2 separate regions of the Homo sapiens genome follow, and region 2 is linked to region 1. A link is a loop called in an ENCODE intact Hi-C map of the cell type or tissue named here. Cell type or tissue: mammary epithelial cell. All regions are shown on one strand. Links, peaks and the distances in the headings refer to the core of each region. The heading gives the core; the rest is flanking DNA.

Region 1 (2,806 bases), core at 87-2,586:
AAGCCATATGCTTCCCCAGGCAGGCAACAAATGCAGGGAGCATTGTAAGACCCTGGGCACCTTGGAAGCCAGAAGGTCTGCGGGGGGGATTTGGGGTCCACTGGTGTGCAATCTCTGACGCCCGCCCCTCATTGGCTTTAACAGATCAGGAGGCCCAGGCCCAAGGAGACTGTGGTTACCCTAACTGCTATGAAAATACGTAGAGTGAGGACTAAAAATAAAACCCTAAGCCCCCAGCAAGCTGAGTGGACTCCCTCTTGGCCAAGGGGGCCCCAGAGAAACCTTAAAGAAAATTCTGGGCCATAACGGGATGGGAGGTCTGTCTCATTATATAATACCTTCTCCCTTTTGCAGTTTAGACAAAACTGCCCGGCATTAATGTTATAATAGAGACCATAAGACTGACAGAACAAACTCATTATGGTACCAAATTATAAACAAGACCTAAGGCCATGGCAGGGAAGGGTTAAGTCATGCACCCAACATTTAAAGAATAAACTAGGTTCTAACTGCCAGAGGTTGTTCTCTCTAGCAGCTAAACCAGCATTGGCCTTGACATAAGCAATGTTGAACTAGTTGCAGCTCATCCACCACCAGACACTGACTAACTCACCCCCTTTCCACCAGCCATAACTACAGCTTTGATTGGACAAGAGACTGATTTCTGTAACTTTCTCCTGATAAGAGATCACAGGCCATGGACTGGTTCTGGCTGGTTTACAGAGGCCGACCACTTGGGTGTGTTGACGCCCTGCTTCACCTTTTGACATATAGGGCCTAATTATAATGCATTTAAATGTTACGTCTCCACCCCAAGGAGACCCTGGGATGTATATAACATGCATGTTTGCTTATCACACATGTGCAAGACCCCCTTTCATGAATATTCATGGCTCCTCCCATATCCTGTTGAATATGTATACCAGTTAAGCTGAAATTCCTGTCTTCTCCTTCCCTCCCTCCAAGTGCCTGCCTTTATGGCTTTGGCTGGAGGCTACACCTCCCAGCATATCGGAATGCCCACCTTATAGTCTGTAACCCTTTATAAGAAATAAAACTCTCCTGTCCAAAGTTATAGATTTCCTGATTTTTCCATTTACAATAGCAACTAAAAAGTTCAACCTGTTAATTTTATCAAATACTGACCAGCCCTGATTCCTGAATTGTGTTAACATAGTGATTCATTTGAAGTGAAAAAAGGCAAATTGTAACTAGTTCTCATATAAAGCAGTATGCATGTTATGTGCCTGTATTTGCCTAAAAATATATGTCTGTGTGGATAAGTCTAGATAACGAGATTATGGATAATGTTTACTTTCTTCATTTATATATGCTTGGAATTTTTTAAAGCTTGTTCATAATTCTTAAATGGCTTGGATTTCTTAAAACCTATGCATAAGTTTTAAGAGGGGAAAATACAGTGATTTTTGGTTGAAAATAAGAGCATCTTGATCTCTGTTAGTACCCTAGTTTAGCCACAAGATGGAGTAGTTTACAACCGAATAAGCAACTAGGCGCACAGAGACCAGGAGGAAGAGGATGCAATTCCTGCCCCACTCCTGGATTTAATCTAGTGATTCATGCGCATTTTAATGCCTCTTGAAAACATCAGGCATATTAATTATCCTTTCTAATCCATCTTTTGCAGATGAATCTCTAAATTCTGATTTTTTCTTATGCTTACATTGAGCCTATAATTATCTCGCCTATTGCATTGATTCCTTTCAATGAAAGAGGTAAATTATTAGAGAAGACTAGAAGCCAGAGCTAGGGTACTAGAAAAAAGCAGCAGCAGCTTTTTTCTTTCTTTCTTTCTTTCTTTGAGATGGGGTCTCATTCTGTCACTCAGACTGGAGTTCAGTGCTGCCATCACAGCTCACTGTAACCTCGGCTGCTGCTCCCAAGCGATCCTCCAACCTCAGCCTCCCAAGTAGCTGGGACCACAGACATGCACCACTACTTTCAGCTAATTTGTATTTTTTGTAGAGATGGGGTTTCGCCATGTTGCCCAGGCTGGTCTCGAACTCCTGAGCTCCAGTGATCCACCTGCCTTGGCCTCCCAAAGCGCTGGAATTACAGGCATGAGCTACTGCTCCCAGCCAACAGCAGCTTCTTCTAATGAAGGGAAATTCTTGCAGATGGGAGGCTGGGATCCACTTCTTCCACCCCATGTTGCTCTGTCCCTAGCATAGAATGGCTACCATTTGACTTTGAGTTGCCATTTCAAAATGCCTATTTGTATCAATGTTTTGAACCATTCATAAACTCTCTAAATGTTAGTGTACCCAAAAAAGATAAAAATAGAGATAATTTAACTCAAAATAGAAGAAAAATATTAAGAGGCTGAGGCTTAGGACTGCAGTCTATCCTAAGACTTGGGCGCGAGGAAGGTAGGGGTTCTATGACAAGCTGCTAGTGGGCTCCTCCAGGGACATGCCCCAGTAGAATGAAAGCTACGTACCCGTGTGCTGGATACAGGACTGGCAAGGACGGCTGTCTCTGCCCTGCCTGCCATTCGCAACCCATCCCGGCATGGCTCCTGGGCTGGGAATGTTGTTGAAGGTTTAGCGAGCATCTTTTCTATTAGAAGCATCCAAGCACACTTTGGACTGCGGGAAGGAGACACCCATTACCATCGACACTCAATCTCAACATCAGAGGTGAGGAGCTTTGAATGGAATGGCCACACCACATAAAATCCATTCTATTAGGCCTCGATACTATCAGGTAGAGAGGAAAAAATCCAGTGATGTTCTGTTTTAAATAGGGTAATAGCTAATAAGATATAAGGCTACTTTTTCTTCTT
Region 2 (2,806 bases), core at 213-2,712, 180 kb after region 1:
GGGAGAAGTATGGCGCTGAGGGGTGACATGATAAATGGTATGGGCCACAAATCGCAGGTGCATGAGGTAAGAAGTCTTTAGCTCTGCCCAGAGGAAAGGGAAGGCTTAGTGAAGAGGAGATATTTATGCGAGGTATCAAAACTATTTTTTCGAGTAGAGAAGTACCCTCCAGTAATTGCAGGGTAAAGGGCCCTGTGGGAAGCGCCAGCCTGACTTAGCCAGCCTGATGCCCAGAGGCATGGCTGATCTGCCATGTCTTGTCTGTGAAATGAGGACAATTGTACCAGTCATTACCGAATTCTTTTGAGGGTTAAAACAACAAATGTTTTTAAATGCCTTGAAGCGTTCCTGACATACTATCCGGCTCACTGGTTGTTTGTTCTCTTTGTCTTCCACCCTTTGAGGCAGAAATGTAGAATGTAGGCATGTGCTTCATAGGAGTGAGGGTGTGTGTGTGTGTGTGTGTGTGTGTGTGTAAAAGACAAGGAGGCCACAGAAGAGGGTGGGGTCAGCCATGCTTCAAGGTTGTGGACTTGACCTGGGCAACGAGATGCCCCCTAAAGTATTTTAAGCAAAGGACTCGGTCCGTAATGGAAAAAGATCATTTCCATATAGTTGCATGGATGATGGACTGCAATCACACAAGGAGGCTGTTAAAAACGTGGGCAAAAGTGAGCATGGTCTGAATACCAGCAGTAACAGTGGGAACTGAGAATAATGGGTGAACTCGAGATAATTCTGAAGGTGTATTTCCAGGGCTGGAGATAGGAGCTTGCAGTAATACAGGGAGAAGCGGGAAGCAGGTTAGAAAAGAAACAAACAAACAAAAAAACCCTGAGATACCAGATTGGAGAACAAGATGACTAATATTTTCTAATACTGACTGTGTAGCTCTACCCTGGCAAAAAGCATAGGGAAGAAAAGAGCAAAAATCAGATACACAGCATTGAAAGCCTCTGTAAGAAAATGCTACACGCTTAAAATGTGCACATGGTGTGTGTGCAAGAAGGGAATACTCCACAGTGGCAGCTGGAAAACCTTGGAATGTGGCCCCCCTGGACTTCCACACATCCACCGAGAGCAGCTTGCAGGAGAGGAGAAGGGGCTGAGAGCACATGCGGCAGTGGCAGGCCTGGGACTGGCGATCTGCCTCTGGTCTGCACCCTCCCCTCCAGGGCACAAGAAGCTCAGCAGCTTTCTTCTTTTTGCCTTTGCTGCCCCCTGCTGAATGCTAGTAGATCAGTCTTACTCAAAAGTTAGCAACAAAGATGAAAACTTTATCAACGTTTAAATGTAGAAAAGAGGTCCTGCTCACCTTCACAGCCCACAACCATAAATCACACAACCTGTCTTCTTTCATTTTCAGAATCTACCCTTTTCTGCATAAAGCACCTGAGGCCAAAGAACATATCATTCCACAACAATTACACTGTCTTCTCTAAAATCTGACCAATATTAAGAACTTTTTCATTATTAATTTAGATATTCATACAAAGCACACATACATAGCAATATTATGTTTTGTTCCCCTCAAATATGGAATAACCTGTACAACCTAATAACTCATCAAGTAACAGTTTTTAGGAGACCCGATTTATATCAATTGCATTTATTATACCAAATTATATTTAAAATGAGTGTTTCTTAAGTGCATTAAAAATGTTCTCCTGGCCGGGCACGGTGGCTCACGCCTGTAATCTCAGCACTTTGGGAGGCGGAGGCGGGTGGATCACGAGGTCAAGGGATCGAGACCATCCTGGCCAACATGGTGAAACCCCATCTCTATTAAAAATACAAAAATTTGCTGGGTGTGGTGGCGGGCGCCTGTATTCCCAGCTACTCGGGAGGCTGAGGCAGGAGAATCGCTTGAACTCGGGAGGCAGAGGTTGCAGTGAGCCGAGATCGCGTCACTGCACTCCAGCCTGTCGACAGAGCGAGACTCCATCTCAAAAAAAAAAAAAAAAAAAAAAAGTTCTCCTAAGGAAATCAACTAGATGGGGTTCCTACAATACCAATTTAGTTAGCAAAATGGTTATCAATATGTTTAGTAAAGCTTTTCCTACAGATGATAGAAATCTAAACTTTAATTCAACCCCTTCCTGACAAATACAAATTCTAAATTCAGAGACAAATTAACCTGACCTCACTCTTTTGCTTTATAAGAACTATGTTATTGATCCTTCTCTGAAGGTCCACGGAAGAGGAAAGTTGATTAGAAATACAAGCCTATATCTAAAATAGCAGAATTAAGTCACAAGTTAGAAGCCTGACTTCTCCACTCTTGGCAGTGCCTTCTCAGTCACAAGCTGTTTGACCGCCCTAAAGCCTGTTTCCTTATCTACACAATATGTATTTGTTGAGAAAATTAAACAACAGATATAAAAGCAGTGTGTACAGCCCGGTACACAGGAAGGGCCGATGCATGTTAGTTAAATCTGAATGTCCTCTAACTGGTGACTTAGAGGCATATTTCTGTGACCAGTTAATTACAAACCTGAAATTTTTCCTTTGGAATGTTCCTCCGGGCTCCTTTTGCTAAAACCAAAGCCTCTTCTACTCTGCGGCTTGCTAGAAGATCCTGTATTTGTTTTTCCAAAGGTAATGGAACCAAGATGTAAACTCCTTTACTTGTGGCAACGATCACTCTTCCTGTGAAGAAATTCAGCATTGTTGGAAAGAGAAAAAACACACTGCCTGCAAAAAAACACACTGCTTTCCCCAAACTGGATCATTACCTGATTTGTTCAACAACTTCACCATAGTTTTCTCAAAGGAATTCCTACAAAAATTATAAATTATAATGCTT

Evidence for each region. Hi-C counts contacts between places; a loop is a spot of excess contacts. Peaks named below come from ENCODE experiments on the same cell type or tissue, not always from the same donor. Only the 100,000 strongest peaks of a DNase experiment are listed, where the experiment ranks them.
Region 2: it touches region 1 in a loop (18-fold over the local background); 25 of 110 quality-filtered maps call a loop at or near these places.

Annotation. Positions count from the first base shown.
Region 1 is chr2:105,113,197-105,116,002 of GRCh38, forward strand. No RefSeq gene overlaps it. Among named protein-coding and RNA genes, the nearest start is that of MRPS9-AS1, 12 kb to the left of the region's middle. In mammary epithelial cell, for the core only: a CTCF peak has its summit at 1,470 (motif pointing right); no DNase peak of the experiment used is centred there.
Region 2 is chr2:105,293,862-105,296,667 of GRCh38, forward strand. It overlaps TGFBRAP1 (transforming growth factor beta receptor associated protein 1), which reads right to left. Exons shown (of 12, transcript NM_004257.6): 4 at 2,495-2,649. Among named protein-coding and RNA genes, the nearest start is that of TGFBRAP1, 34 kb to the right of the region's middle. In mammary epithelial cell, for the core only: a CTCF peak has its summit at 1,222 (motif pointing left); DNase peaks (open chromatin) are centred at 320 and 1,190; H3K27ac peaks cover 805 bases.